2 separate regions of the Homo sapiens genome follow, and region 1 is linked to region 2. Evidence: chromatin loops called from intact Hi-C (ENCODE). Cell type or tissue: HepG2. All regions are shown on one strand. Links, peaks and the distances in the headings refer to the core of each region. The heading gives the core; the rest is flanking DNA.

The links. Hi-C counts contacts between places; a loop is a spot of excess contacts. Peaks named below come from ENCODE experiments on the same cell type or tissue, not always from the same donor. Only the 100,000 strongest peaks of a DNase experiment are listed, where the experiment ranks them.
Region 1: it touches region 2 in a loop (5-fold over the local background); 2 of 110 quality-filtered maps call a loop at or near these places.

Annotation. Positions count from the first base shown.
Region 1 is chr9:6,122,010-6,130,388 of GRCh38, forward strand. No RefSeq gene overlaps it. Among named protein-coding and RNA genes, the nearest start is that of IL33, 90 kb to the right of the region's middle. In HepG2, for the core only: a CTCF peak has its summit at 4,574; no DNase peak of the experiment used is centred there.
Region 2 is chr9:6,301,838-6,310,216 of GRCh38, forward strand. The region is part of intron 1 of LOC107987046 (a long non-coding RNA gene); the gene reads right to left. Among named protein-coding and RNA genes, the nearest start is that of TPD52L3, 22 kb to the right of the region's middle. In HepG2, for the core only: a CTCF peak has its summit at 4,308 (motif pointing left); a DNase peak (open chromatin) is centred at 4,294.

The DNA of each region.
Region 1 (8,379 bases), core at 3,419-5,918, 180 kb before region 2:
GCCCATCTGCAGGGAGCAAGCTCTCTCCACTGGGAAAGGAGTACCATGGCCCTCAGGGCAGTCATTGGATTCAGTAGCACTGGCAGGAGCAGAGCTGGTGACTGTCATTTTCTGAAGCCAATGTATCTCTTCTCTAAATCTGCTTGAGTTCAGCTCTTCCACCTGGTTCCCTGATTTAGTGCAGGGCCCACTGTCTACCCCATCAGCCAAATCCCATGCCTGGATGTCCGTGTGACACTGTCAGCTTCCTCAGCTCCTCAAATCCATTACAATGAAAAAAAGGTCTTGATGCTTCTGACCAAGTATTTCGTACTTACTTTACAGAGGAACACTTCTGTAAACAGACAATCTACTCCATGACCAAATATTGTCAAATGGTCAAAGGAATTAGTGAATAAGTGGATGACTAAATAAAGGCTTTTCTGTGTGTAGAAAATGGAAAGCTGTAGTAGTAGACTATTTAGTACTAGACTCTTCCATTTAGATTAAGCATCTATTAAAACAATTCTGACCAATCACAGTTTACTGTGGATTGTTTGCATCTGGCACATAGGAAGAGTTTAATAGAACTGGTCTGGTTTTCACACTATGTTCACAATCACCAGCAACTTTCTTTTTCCTTTTTTTTTTTTGTTCTGGCCAAAGACAATTATTCAAATTGGCAGAGCTGCTTTTTTGCCATGTTTAAAATAATAATATTTAAAAAATATCCCGATCTGGTTTCTTTAACAAATAAATAACAAACAGAAAAGGCGAGGAAGGTCAATCTTTAGAGAACGAAAGAGGCTTAAAAGACAACCAAATGCAGAAGAGGCTTTTGTTTGGATCCTGATGTAAACAAATAGAAGGTTAAAAAATATGTGAGAGAGACAAGAAAATCTGAACTCTGGAAGGAAATTTTATAACATTAAAGAATTAATGAGGCCAGGCACAGTGGCTCATGCTTGTAATCTCAACACTTTGCACAAAGCTGAGGCAGAAGGATCGCTTAAGCCCAGGAGTTTGAGACCAGCCTGGGCAACATAGCAAGACCCTATCTCTACAAAAATTAAAACAATTAGCCAGGCATGGTGGTATGCACCTGTAGTCCCAGCCACTCTGGAGGATGAGGTGGGAGGATCTCTTGAGCCCAGGATTTGACACTGAGCTATGATCACACCACCACACTCCAGCCTGGGTGACAGGGCAAGACCCTATCTCTAAAAAAATTTTTAAAAATTTAAAATAAAGAATTAGTGTAATTTTTAAGGTGTGATAATGGAGTTTTTCTCTTTCAAAAAAGAGAGTCCTTATCTTTTATGGAAACATAATAAATTATTGACAGATAATTTGAGACAATGTCTGGGATTTGCTTCAAATGATCCGGAGAGGTGGTGGGAGTGGGTGGGTAGAAAGTGGACTAAACAAGACTGGCTCATGTGGCTGTTAGGCTGGCCATGACCTCTCATGTCCCACTTCGCCTCGAGGCCCTGACTCTCCCCACCTCCTGGCTACACCTTGCATCCTTTCAACTTCAGCTCCTGCTGGTAACTACCTCAGTTACTAATTCAGAAGTAGCAGGAACTTGGAGCCAGATGTCCCATCTCTTCTATAATTACATCTGACAGCTCAGGTTACTCTCTGCAGCACAGAAATAATACTCTCCATGCATCTGACAGGCTTAATTTAGCTAGATGTCATTCAAACTTTTCTCATGGGCAGAAACCTGTTCTCAAAATAAAATCATACATAAAATGTCTGTATATGAACATATGAAAGTTGAGCCACTTTCACGGACACTGCTCAGCCCTCTCCAGACCTGTGCCTCTGCCTCAGTACTCAAGGGTTCTGCAAAAGAGAATGTGAAAACCACACATCTGTGTGCTAGTTCATGTCCAAGAAAGTGCATGTTCTAAGACCAGCTGGGAGGGATGATAGATGTGGGGCTATACCAAAGAAGCGCTCCTCCTTGGAGCGTGGCTGGACTGAGCATGATGAGAAATGAGGCAGGAGAAGATACAGTCAAGGGTCTGTAATCTGACTTTGGGCACAGCTTCTGCGCCAGTCTATGGTCATGTTTTTCCTCCAGATCTGCTATTGTGGAGCCAGCCTTGGGCAACTTCATCCTCACTGTGAGACCTGCCCTACTCTTGCCCACTATGGTAGTTTGCCCATCCTACCTTGATATGCAAAGGCATTTTGCATTCAGGCTGCCCCTACTCACAGTCACTTTCATTTTTCCCTGTACATGAGGATTTATTTTGTCACTGATTTACCAATGAGTCCAACCCCAGCATATGTCATGCTTTACAGAAAGTCTATGAGTTTTCTTATTTCTAAGAACTGGATAAATATTGGTCAGGTTCAGGATAGCTTACCATGTATAGGAGAATCATTTATTTGGGAACTTCTGATTTAGTAAGTGCTAAGCTACCTGGAACGATTCATGATTTCCTTCTATTAGAAGTATACCTGGGATGTGCCTCCTAAGGCCCAAGATTCTTTGTCAAAAAATAGCTGAAGAAGAATGCTATAGATATGGATCTTAAGGGCTGAACTTTCTGGATTCTTACTAGTATATTATGTTAATGCACATTCACAATTTTTCTCTTTGTCAACTTTAACATATATTCATCAGCTAACAAATTTAGCTGTAGTACTCGTGAGGTCAAAAACTTGAGGCTTCTTATTAGTAGTTGTAATTGTGGTTGTTGCTTTTTAAAAGACTTTATTTTTAAAGTTTTAGATTTACAGGAAATGTTACTGTTTTAACCTACACATGGTCCTTGTGTTAATGGCACAGGATCCTTTTTTGTTGTTGCCGTTATGGATGTAACTAAATATTCAATCCATTCAAGCCTAAGAATATCGATTTCTCTAAGACTTTAAAAACATCTTTTTTGTTTTTAACGCCCCTTTTATTTACCCTTCTTGGCTTCCTTAACAGTAAGAAGCCAGAGAAGCTAAATTGTCTGCCTGATTGCTTAAAGCAGTGCTTGCCAAACTTCACTGAATAGCACACATAGCAAATTACAACATTTGTACAGCCAGCTTGGATAACCAGGAGAGGCATCTCCAATCTAAACTGACCTGGGGATTCTGGTTCAAGAAGAGCCTGAGGGGATCATATGTCCTTATATCTATAACTCTTCCACACCACACGTGGTGGAAAGCCCAAGAGGACTAGGATGGTGGATGGAACAGGAAACAGTTCATGGTGACAGGTGGTCCAAACACACCATGCTACATGCTCTAGGGCAGCAGATGCTAGTATTTGAGAGTACTGACTTTGTTAGTCATATCTGAGTTTCTATCTGGGCTTTATCTTGTTGTCATTCATTCATTTATTCATTCATGGAATGTGACAAAGGATACCAGCAATAGAGTGAAAAGACAACCCAAAGAAAATAAAGTATTTCCAAATCATATCTAAGAGATTAATACCCAAAATATAAAAATAAGGTTTAACAAAAACAAACAACTGAATTAAAAAATGGGTAATGACTCGAATAAACATTTCTCCAAAGAAAATACACAAATGGCCAATGAGTATATGGAAAGATGCTCAACATCACTAATCATTAGGGGTATGATTAGCAAATCCAAACCACTTCATACTGGTTAGGATGGCTATTACCAGAGAAATGAAAAATCAAGTGTTGGCAAGGATGTGGAGAAATGGGAATCCTGGTGTATTGCTAGTGGGAATGTAAAGTGGTGCAGTCACTGTGGAAAACAGCAATGTCAGTTCCTCAAAAAGTTCAACATAGAGGCTGGGCGCAGTGGCTCACACCTGTAAATCCAACACTTTGGGAGGCCAAGGCAGGCAGATCACAAGGTCAAGAGTTTGAGACCATCCTGGCCAACATGGTGAAACCCCGTCTCTACTAAAATACAAAAAAATCAGCCAGGCGTGGTGGAGCATGCCTGTAGTTCCAGCTACTCAGGAGGCTGAGGCAGGGGAATCGCTTGAACCTGGGAGGCAGAGGTTGCAGTGAACCGAGATCGTGCCACTGCACTCCAGCCTGGTGACAGAGCAAGACTCGGTCTCAAAAAAAAAAAGTTCAACATAGAAATACCACATGATCCAGCAATTTTACTTCTAGATACACATGTGAAATATTGAACATAGGGACTCAGATACTTTCACACCCATGTTAATAGCACATTATTCACAATAGCCGAAAGGTAGAAACAACCCAAATGTTCATCAACAGATGAATGGATAAACAAAATATGGTGTAGATATACAATGGAATGTCATTCAGCCTTAAATAGGAATGACTTTCTGGATGTATACTATAAGATGAATGAAACTTGAAAACATTATGCTAAGTGAAATAAGCCAAACACAAAAGGACAAATATTTTATGATTCCACTTATATGAGTGTGTTAGTCCATGTGCATTTCTATAAAAGAATACCGGAGACTGGGTAATTTATAAAGAAAAGAGGTTTGGTTGGCTCACTGTTCTGCAGGCTGTAAAGGAAGCATGGCACTGGCATCTTCTCAGCTTCTAGTGAGGGCCTCAGACAGCTTACAATCATGGCAGAAGGTGAAGGGGGAACCAGTGCATCAGACAGCAACAGAGGGAGCAAAAGAGCATGGGAGGAGGTGCCAGGCTCTTGAAACAACCATCTCTCATGTGAACAAATAGAACAAGAACTCACTCATTAACATGTGGAGGGCACCAAGCCATTCCTGAAAGATCTACTACCCCCATGACCCAAACATCTCGCACCAGATCCCATCTCCAACATCGGGGATCACATTTCCATATGAGATTTGGGTGGGACAAATCTCCAAACCATATCAATGAGGTACCTGGAATAGTTAAATTTGCAGAGACAGAGGGTATAACAGAGGTTTCAGGGGCTGGGAGAAGGGGAAAATGGGGAGTTATTATTTAATGGGATAATGAAAAAGTTCTTTGTGATGACTGAAAGCTCTGGAAATGGGTAGTGATGATAATTGCACAACACTGTAAATGCATTTAATGATGGTAGATTTCATGTTCTGTAAAAAAGTTTTTTTAAAGATGAAATAAACATCTTCAGATATATGAAAGCTTTGAGAATTTATTAGGCACTATGCTTGAAGCTTTATTTGTACTGTTTTACTTAATTCTAATAGTTCTATAAAGAAGATATAAGCTCTATTGTATAGTTGAGGAAACAAAGACTTGAAAGACAGACTTGCCTAAGGTCAAAGACCTAGTAAGCGGGTAAACAGTGATTTAAACCTAGGCCCCCATATTTCTAAAACCCATGGCTTTTCCACTATATTATTTTTTTAAATTAGGTTGTAAACTCCTAAAGGCTATGATTACTATACTTTCTCTGGTTTTATAATATCCCTCCCTTGACTTCTAATCACATCCAATAGCACATAGCACTCTTGACTGAAAATGTTAAGACAATTTATTATTCCTACTGGAAATTCCAAATACTCAGACACTTTTAAGTAGGTAAATTACATATAATTCACCATTTTATATCCAAAATTTGATTATTTCTCCTTTTAAATCTTTTTATTTCAAAATATAAAACTGTTTTTATCAAAAATAAAATATGCGTTGATTTTTAAAATATTTTAAAAGTCCAGCCAAGTAAAAATGTCCTCATAATCTTATGTCCCAGAGATAATCCTCCAAACCATCATGTGAAAATTTGATCATTTTAACTTCATGCCAACTTATATAGTTTTGCAAATTAAAAAATAATAATTATAATTCCTGTTTCAGTCCCTCTGGTTGAAATTAGCAACCACTACTGAAACAAAAAATTTAAAAGTCACACATTCAAAGTTTACAAAGCTAAGTATAAAAGAAATATAAGTAAACTTTTAAGTTTTTAGCATTTATAACTCTGAGATAAATCTTAAAAGTTCACTAAGATTTTTGACATACCTGTATTTCTAAGTCAGTACATAAAATTTTACCTTATATTTTTAACTACCAGATACCTTATTTTGAATAGCTGTGTCACAGTTCAAGGTCTCAGGGAGACCTCGCTTTGGTTTCCATCTTTATGAATCGAAATATTTCTCTCCTTATTTTTCCTTTAATCAGGAGAAGGGGGTTTGGTAAGCTGAGACATCTCCTTTGAGGATGCAAGGGTCTGTGGAAGGGTGGAAAAGCAGAGAGGAAAAGGCCTCCCAAGACACAAGACCCACACATTCCTGCTCACATGATCTTGCTTTCACTTCTGGATTGGGTTGCAGGTGCTGCTCAGCTAATACACCACACAGGCTGCAGGGAGGCAGAGCTGGCAGCGGAGACCTATTGGATCAGGGAATCACCCTCCCTAGCTACTCCCGCCTTAGAAAGAGCTTCAGTGGTCCAGGATGCTTTTGCCAAGCTAGAAGCCTATGCTTTGTCAACAGATTCTTAAAGCACAAAATCTGGTTTAAAAGCTTCTCACTTCAGACTTAGTTAGGTGACTCCTACAATATAACCCAGTAACTACGCAAGCTTCACTTGGTCAACAGGTCAAAACTAAAACTTACAAACTGAGCATCAATAACGGTAATAATTGTTGTGGATTGAAACATATTAAATATGTTTATAACTTTGAGTTCATAATGATGCCATCACTTCTTGGCCTTTTGGCTAAGATCATATAATGATGGAAAAAAAAACAACAACCCTAATTGTTGACCTGTGGAAGATGCTAAGGAACCAACTATTTATTTTGAAAAGTAGTAGTAAGTAAACTGCAAGGCTCAAACATTTATCCTGAGTTTACAATACAAACTGTACTATTGGATAGCTAAATACCAGATGAGAAGACGTGTCTTTTGATATAATATGCAAAAAAGTAAATAAAGAAGAAATGATAGAATTGGAATACCATTTTGCAATATCTAATGAATTAAGGATATAAACATTGAGCTCCAGGGCTGCTGATAATGCAAACCAGACAGTATGTGCCTCTTGGCGAACAGCCCAACATCAACTTTGAAGCACTCTTCATTCTAAAAAATCAAACTTCATTCTGATTATCCTTTAGATCCAACTACTGATGTGTTGAAAGTATAGAGGACAGAGATGCACATTTGGGTGATAAAGCTATAAATAAAAATAAGGAAGCAATTCCCCAAAAGGTTAGGACCGTGATTACTCTTAGTGAGGTGCAGGGGCCTGTATTTGGGAGGGGCCTCATAGAGAACTTCTGGGATGGCTGGTAAGGTTCTATCTCCTTTCATGGGTGCTGGTTAAAAGAATGTTTGCCCTCTAATGATTCATTAAGTGGCACATTTGTTTTATGCCTTTTTCTGTGTATGTGTTATTTTTAACAATAAAACACTTCTAAAACTAAGTTAAGTCTGAAGACAATTTTGGCAGATTTAGGTTTGCAGTGATATATAGGGAGCAGAGTCAAGAATCAGTTCCAAGAGAGCAGGGTGGACAGAGGCATCATGTTCCAAGGGTTCTTCCAGAAAGCAAAGGGAAGCCCCAGCTGCCTGCTGGGAAATAACAGCCATGAGCTGTAGCTCAGGCTCTGGGGACCAGAGGAGAATGGAGGAATTCTGGGAACTGTTGGCTAGAGGGAAATTGGTAGAGAAGGTGCCTAGACTCATAAAATGTTAAGAAGGACAATATGATATGGCTTTGGATTCCATCAAAACCTATTCCTGCTGTGAAAAAAGTTTGGCAGGCTGGGTGCAGTGGCTCACACCTGTAATCAGGAGTTCGAGATCAGCCTGGCCAACATGGCAAAACCCCACCTCTACTAAAAATACAAAAATTAGCTGGGCATGGTGGTACGTGCCTTAAATCTCAGCTACTCGGGAGGCTGAGGCAGGAGAATCACTTGAACCTGGGAGGCGGAGGTGGCAGTGAGCAGAGATCGCGCCACTGCACTCCAGCCTGGGTGACAGAGTGAGACTCCATCGAAACAAACAAACAAACAAACAAACAAACAAACATGGTTTGGCAGTGCCTCAAAAACTTAAACATAGAATCACCGCATTCTCTAGCAATTCTCCTAAATAAATGTACTTAAACAAATCAATGCACATACATGTTCAAAGCAGCACTATTCACAGTAGCCAAAAGGTAAAAGCAACCCAAATGTTCATCAAAGGATGAAAGGATAAACAAATTGTGATATACATGTAACTATAAATATTATTTGGTCATGTAAAGAAATGAAGTAGTAATACTTGCTACAACATGGCTGAACTTTGAAAACATCATAGTAAATGAAAGAAACCAGATACAAAGGGTCACATGTTGTATGATTCCATTTATATGAAATATCCAGAATAGGTAAAATCTATAGAGACAGAAGGCAGATTGGTGGTTGTCAGGGGATAGGGGAATGAAAAATAACTGTTTAATGAGTATGAAGTTTCCTTTTGGGGTGGTGTTTTGGGGCTAGATAGAGGTGGTGGTT
Region 2 (8,379 bases), core at 2,940-5,439:
TTTCTTAAGGGCACTCTTAAATATGTGAGCTACATGGAGAAAATATTCACCCTGACACTGCTGCCTTCACTAGAAAAGCTGTTATAATTTGATGGATGGTAAATGAACAATTCCTACAACTGCTGCTCTATTCATTAATTACTGAAGTAGGCTCAGCTATGAGAGAAAGGTAGTCCTCTCAGGCATTAGCCTGCTACCATTGCAGAAACAACTGACCACACCCTCCACGTGGCCTTTGTGTTCTCATTTTACCAGGGTGTAAGTCAGCTTCAAAAGGAAGATGGAGTACGTATGCAAGTTAGAGACTGACAAACTGATCTCAAAGTCAGTCTTGAAATTGCCTTTAAAAATCTTTTCATGTATACTCCCACTCTAGACTTGCCAAAATGCAGAGATTCAATTCAGCAAATTATTCCTCTTTTATAGCCAGTTGTTGACGCTGTACTCTTTATCCCTAAATGCTTGTGAATTATTTTTAAAGTGGAAGGAAAAAGAAGGAACATAATAAACCATGTTAACATTTCTTGAGTTTAAGAAACAATTTATTTTGAATTTTCCTGTTAGATGAAATGGCAGACACTGTTCATGAACTATATAACAGTTGGGATAGTCATAACATCCTTCCTCCTTGTTCATGAACAGGGAGGCTTATACCTGTCAATAAACATTTGAGTTGGTTTCCATTTCTTGCTATTACAAACTGCACTGCTATGAACATTCCTGCACTTCCTTCACATGTCTCTCAGTGCAAATGTGCAAGTGTTTCTCTAGGGGGTGGGACTGCTGAATCATGGTTGGTATAAGCATTTTTATGCCACATTTTTTTCAAAGTGGTTATACCAGTTTATATGCTCACTCAAAGTATATGTGTTCCTCTTGCTTCATCTTCTCACCAACACTATTTATTGTTAGATTTAATTTTTGCCAGTCTCATGGGTGGGGTAACATGGTATTATGTTATGGTTTTAATTTGCATTTCCTTAATTACTAATGAGGTAGAATATTTTAATAGGTTAATTGGCTATTCTGCTTTCCTCTACTATGAAATGCCTATTCAAGGTTTTGCCCATTTTCTATTGACTCTTAGAAAAAGATATATAAAAGTTATGTGTATATCCTGGGTACTGACCTTTTGTCAGTTACATCAACTGTAAATGTCTTTTCCCAGTTTGTGCCTGTGTTTTCATTCTCTTTGCTGTATTTTGGTAAATAAAAATTCTTAATAGAGTTGAATTTATGAATCTTTTCCTTTATGGTTTGTCCTTTTTTCTCTTATTTAAGAAATTCTCTCCTACTTCAAGTCATTAAGACATTTTTCTATATCATTGCTAACAATTTCATAATTTTGTCTTTCACATTTAAATCTTAATGTACCTACAAGGGGTGCAGTGGCTCACGTCTGTAATACCATCACTTCAGGAGGCTGAGGCAGGTGGATCACTTGAGGTCAGGAGTTTGAGACCAGCCTGGCCAACATGGTGAAACCCCATCTCTACTAAAAATACAAAAGTTAGCCAGGCGTGGTGGCAGGTGCCTGTAATTCCAGCTACTCGGGAGGCTGAGGCAGGAGAATCGCTTGAACCCAGGAGGCAGAGGTTACAGTGAGCTGAGAGTGCGCCACTTCACTCTAGCCTGGGCAACAGAACAAGACTCAGTCTCAAAAAATGTTTTTTAATTAAAAAAATAAATCAATGCACCTAGAATTCATTTTTATCACATGGATGGATAGTCAACTTCCTTGGCATCATTTATTCAAACATCTACTCTTTCTCCACTGATTTGCTTTAAGTTTCCATATATGCAAAGATCTATTTCTTACTCTCTATTCTATTCCATTAATCTATTTGTCTATCTTTGAACACGTAGCTTTATAAATCCTAATACCCAGGATTCCAGTATAGCAAGCCTCCCAACCTGTATTTCTTCAAAAATGGCTTGTCCATTCTTGATATTTTGCATTTACATATGAATTTTAAAATTAGCTCTTAGGGCTTAAATACACAATTGAGACTTTGATCAGAATTGCATTGAATTTCATGCTCCTGTGACACTAGCATGAGTCCTTCCCCCAGTTCTACAATTAAGACTCCTAACAATTCATTTATCCAGCCAAAAAAATACTTACAAGAGCCTAGGATATGGCAAAAATTATAGTGAACAACATGGATACAACGGTGCAGAAAACAGAATTAGTCCCTGCATTTGTCAAGGCTTCAGAGAAGTGGAAGTTGTGGGAGAGGGACAGAGGGAAGAATAGTAGTGTACTAATTATTTTTCCATTTGTTTTCATTCCATTTTTCATTTGTAAGGTAGGTTAATCATTTTGAAGTCCCCTAGCTTACCTAACCTTTTACTTTGTGTACTAGTCAGGGGTCTCCAGAGAAACAGAACCAACAAGATGTGATAGAGAGAAAGGGAGGGTTATTTTAAGAAATTGGCTCATGTGATTATGGAGGCTTAGTGAGTCCAAAATTGGATGAGATAGACTAGCAGGCTGGAGACTTAGGTAAGAATTGCAATTAGAGACCAAAGGCAGTCTGCTGGCAGAGTTCCTTCTTGCTCAATCAGTCTTTGTTCTATTAGAGCCTTCAACTGATTGGATGAGGCCCACCCCCATTATGGAGGGCAATTTGCTTAACTCAAACTCCACCAATTTAAATGTTAATCTTATTGAAAAACACCCTCACAGAAACATCTAGAATAATATTTGACCAAATATCTGGGCTTTGTGGCCCAGCCAAATTGACACATAAATTTAACCATCTTTTTTTTTTTTTTTTTTAGACAAAGTCTTGCTCTGTTCCTAGCCTGGAGAGCAGTAGCACACTCATGACTCACTGCAGCCTTGACCTCCCAGGCTCAAGCAATCCTCCCTCCTCAGTCTCCCTAGTAGCTGGGACTACAGACATGCACCACCATGCCTGGCTAATTTTTGTATTTTTTGTAGAGACAGGGTTTCACTATGTTGCCGAGGCTGGTCTTGAACTCCTGAGCTCAAGGGATCCACCTGCCTTGGCTTCCCAAAGTGCTGGGATTACAGGCATGAGCCACTGCGCCTGGCCAAACTATCACATGTTTTATCCTTTCCTCTTTCCTATGTCCTTGAATCCACTTTTCTTTCTTGTACAAAAGGAGAACTTGAGTAGGAGGAGGGAAAAAGGGATAAAAGGAGTATGTGTCAAGGACAACCCATCTGACTCCTTCTTTTTCTTCAGGTTTAAGCTGTGAAGAAGGGTTCAACTCTTCAGCCTACCTGACTGACGCTGAAGCCCCTGCAAGTAGCATTGTGTTCATATTCGCCTCCCTCAAAAGCTCCTAGTACATGCATAGTTTATGCTGCCAACCTTGCTATAACTAAAGAAAACAAATCTTATAAAGTAGAGTGTTTCTTAGGAGATGATAAATATAAAGTTGTTTGGAGTTTTTGTTTGCTTATTTCAAATCTGAAAGGGCCCACATAGATTTTCTATACTAAAAGAAATTTAGTTTTCAACCTGGAATAATAGAAATAATAGAAACTAATTATTTAAAGTCGTATAAAATCAGAATCTGGAAAAGAAAAATTTGTTGAACACAAAACAAGAGGGCTCTTTGGGGGATATTGGGAACATATGTGTTTGTTTGTTTTTATTTTTATTTATTTAGTTATTTTTTATTTTGAGACAGAGTCTTGCTCTGTCACCCAGGCTGGAGTGCAGTGGTGCAATCTTGGCTCACTGCAACCTCCGCCTCCTGGGTTAAAGAGATTCTCCTGCCTCAGCCTCCCAAGTAGCTAGGATTACAGGCACTTGCCACCATGCCCAGCTCATTTTTGTATTTTTAGTAGAGACAGGGTTTCATCATGTTGGCCAGGCTAGTCTCAAACTCCTGACCTCAGGTGACCCACCTGTCTTGGCCTCCCAAAGTGCTGGGATTACAAGTGTGAGCCACTGCACCCAGCCTGTTTGTTTTTAATTTTTTGTAGAGACAGGGATCTCCCTATTCTTGCCCAAGTTGGTCTTGAGCTCCTGGACTCAAGTGATCCTCCTGCCTCGGCCTCTTAAAGTGCTGGGATTACAGGTGTGAGCCACTGCACTAAGACTTAAGTTTGTTTTTCTAAATCTCTCTTTCACACAAATGAAAAAAAGATATACCAAATAACAAAATGTATCCTGCTTGTAAAATAATGTAAAACAGTTTCTTCAAGATGGGCATAAAGCTCAACTTATACATAGAGAATAGCAGTCTACAGCATTATAAGATAAATGTGCAATACACAAACCAGAATTCACCTTGGCTCAATTGAACAGTCCACCATCAGAAGAGTTTACACTACCATCTAGTGGTTCATTTAGTGAAAAGACATTTGTACTCTTCAAAATGTTTCAGCTAGATAGGCAATCTAGTAGATACAAATAAACCACTTTGTCCTGAGAAAAAACAGGCTAAGATCAACAAAACAAACACTTAGATATATGGTAGACCATGGTGGACAGGCTATTGGACTAAAAGCCTCAGATGTGACTTCTAGCTCTGAGATCTACTATTCACAGCTGTGTGACTTTTGGACACGTCATTTTACCTCTCGAAGCTTGTTTCTTATTTGTTAAATGAAGTGACTGCACTAGACTGGTGTTTCTGAAGTAGTAAATTATAACATACTAGCTAAAATCAATATAATAGATCATGACCAGATTTTTTTTTAATTTAAACAGAACAAAAAAATCAGAGTACATCCCTTACTATGGGTCACAGCTAAAAGAGTTGGAAAGCCTCTATGGTTCCTATCAGCTCTAAAACTCCATGTTCCTATGAATTGTGGACATCAGTTCTGCCTCAGAGTGCTGATACAGAGTTTATAGCTGCCTAATTTATAGTTACACATAACCTAGAACTGTCTGCTCACTGACCAGGGGTGATATCTTTTATTTCTCTCCTATAACTCAAAAAGACTCCAATCAAAATAGATGGAAATATTTTCCTGGCTGTGATTATATGTTTTTTCTTTTCCTACAGAGACTACCACCAGTCTTTCTAATGCAATGTTTCTCAAATCATGGTCCAGGGACCAACTGCCTCAGATTCACTTGGGGTGCTTCTTTAAAATACATATCCTTGCCTCCCCTCTCCCACTACCAGACCTATCAAATTAGGATCTCTAAGCACACAGCCTAGTGATCTGCACTGTTTTCAAGTACCCTAGCTGATTCTTATGTACCCAAAACCTTGTGAAATTTGAGTTTGAGCTCTTGGCAGGTAATATTGTTGATCCATCTCCATCTTAACATCCTCTCTGCTATCTCTGTCCTTTCTCTACTCTTTACTTCTAAAAGAATATACTTGCACGTTGCTAGCTCAGAAGAACAGATCTCTAGTATCTAAGGGAGAATTACGCCAGCTGAAGTGCCAGTAATTTCCAGGTCTAAGATCTACAGCAGCTAATATATTATCTGAAATAAAATATGATTTTTAACACATTAAGCTATACTGAACAGACAGCAGGTAGCCATTGTTCCTTTCCACATAATCATGCTTGATACTTATAAACAAAGCCCAAATACTTTTTCTCCCAAATTTCTTAATACTTTTGAGTATTTGTGGTCTTTATCCTTGCTACTCAAAGTGTAGTCCATATACCAGCAGCAGCAGCATTGCCTGGGAGATTGTTAGAAATAGACTCTCAAATTCTACCCCAGAATTGGAATCATCTGCATTTCAACAAAATTCTCACAGGTGAGTTGTATGTACTTTAAACTTTAAGAAGCACTGCTCTATAAATAGTGGGCATGAAATAGTCAATCAGTAAATGCAAAGCAGCTGCAGCCAGGATTTCTTTCTTTTTCTTAAAAAAAAAAAAAAGAAAGAAAAAGCCTGTTGTCCAGGCTGGAATGGAGTGGTGCAATCCTGGCTCACTGCAATCTTGACCTCCCAAGTTCAAGCAATCCTCCCTCAGCCTTCCAAAGTGCTGGGAGTACAGGTGTGAGCCACTACGCCTACTCAATAGTCTTTTAAAACCTGGAATCTGTTCTCTTTCTTTTCAAGAAAGTAAGGGCCCTAACACCCCTTCTGCCTATGTAGGAAAGCTAAGAGCAAACCACAGGAGGGGAAGTCAAGAGGGGGAGGGAGAAGACCACAAATCTCCATATAGTTGTTGAAGGTTCTGAATTAAATGAAGTGATTGCAGGTGGAGATACAGAAATGGTTGTTATCACTATGAAGTCCCTGATATAAGAAAACAAGCAAGTCAACCCTAAAATAAACAGAGACATAAAAAGACCAACTTAAATCTGGTAGCATGCTAAAACAAGACTATAGTAATGCTTCTCTAACTTGGCAATTGCAGCAAAGATTCCATTAGCTACCTACAGTCACCAAGGCAGATATTATTGTTTCCTGAATGTTCACCTGTTACATAACTTCTGTCACTGATGTCACAGTATTTCAGGGAAACTAAGTCTGTTTGGGGGAAACTGCCTGGACAGAAATAACACAATTTTAAGATTTGAGGCCTAAGGGGTTGATGTTTTTGGTGCTAATGGAAATTGAAAATAAAACTGTTCGAAACCATCCTGGCCAACATGGCAAAACCCCATCTGTACTAAAAATACAAAATTAGCCTGGCTGGTGGCGCATGCCTGTAATCCCAGCTACTTGGGAAGCTGAGGCAGGAGAATCACTTGAACCTGGGAGGCGGAGGTTGCAGTGAGCCAAAATCGTGCCATTGCACTCCTTCCTGGGCAACAAGAGCGAAACTCTGTCTAAAAAAAAAAGATAAAACCGTAATTGTAATATCCTTGACATTAGAGGTAACTTCTTTCTTAAATGAGGATGAATAGAGAAACCAAATATCAATATCAATAAATGCCCAGTAAGATCAAATATTCCATCTGGCTCTTGGAACAAAGGAATCTCCTTCCTGTTATTGGGGGGTATCTCTCCTATGCTGACATCTCCTGCCCTGCTTAAACTAGTCTGCAGGTCTGTATCCACTTTCAGCTCTCTCTCTGGCTTGAATTTGAATTAACCTCTTTGCGAGCAGCCTAAATCTCTGTTTAACACATTCATATGTATCATGTATTCTATCAATTACATCTTCTTAAAGAAGCCTTTTCCAGAGTCTTCTGAAATGCTCCAATCTGAACTAGTTGCCTTCGATGCCTTAGTGCATTACCCTCATCCTAGAGTCTACATCATTAATCCTGGGAATTCCTTTGGTCCCATCTGTATCACCCATTTCATGTACCCTAAGTCTTCCTCTTCCTTGTTTTGGTGGAGCATATCCTCCAGTAACTTTCTGAGTATGAAAAGGTCTACATGGTAGGTAAACTATGAAATTTTGCATGTCTTAAGATGTCTTTATTCTGCCTTCACTTTTGATTGATAATTTGGCTGGGTACAAAATTCTAGGTTAAATTTTAAAGGCATTGCTCCATTGCCTCCTAGATTCTACTACTGCTTTTGAAAAATCTGAGGCCATTCTGATTCCTAGCCTGTTGTATTTGACCTTTTTAAAAAAGAAAACCTCTCTTTTTCTCTAGGAATTTATAGAATCTTCTCTTTGTCTCCTGAGTTCTGAAATTTCACAGTGATGTACCTTACAAACTTAGGTTGAAATGGATTCTTTTAGTTCCAGGGAATTTTCTTGAATTATTACACTGACAGTTTTCTCAGCTCTATTTTCCCAGTTGTTTTTGGAACCTCAAGTGTTAGACCTCCTAGAATGCCTTAATTTTTTTTCTTTTCACTCTTATATTTCATTTCCTTTACTTTTTGCTCTATCATCAGAGATGTCTTCAACTTTATTGCCTAATCCTTCCATTGAGTTTATTGCTTTTGTGATCACATGTTTAGTTTCCAAGACCTCCTTTTTATTCTGTAAATATTCTTTTATAGTGTTCTCTTTTTTCATTATTATATCTTCCCTCATGTCTCTAAGAATATTAATGATAATTTAAAATTGTTATTCTTCTCCCTACATTGTCTTTATCTTTTCCAAATTATTTTTTATGTTTGTATGTTTTGTTTTCTTTCTTTTGTATATAAAGCCTTCCTCAAATGTCTGATAATCTTTGGTTGCCTTCTCATATTTAACAGTGAGGGGCTAAAAAGCTAATTGGAAGCTCTGAGTATCTGAGTAACACTTCCCACTGTGAGCTCTGTCATTAGATATTCTACAGGGCCCTTCTAGTTGGGAACTTCCAATATCAGTAGGTGATATGCCAAAAGCTGTTTGGTAGCTAACCTGTCAGCCACTCTGCCTTCTATCTTTGCTAATAGAACACTGACTTTTTTAGATAATTTGTCCAATACAAAGTATGCAATAGTCCCAAGGAAGCAGAAGCAGCTAAACAGTGTATAATACAGCATCCAAAGGGCACAGCAAAGCTTTGCCATAGATTG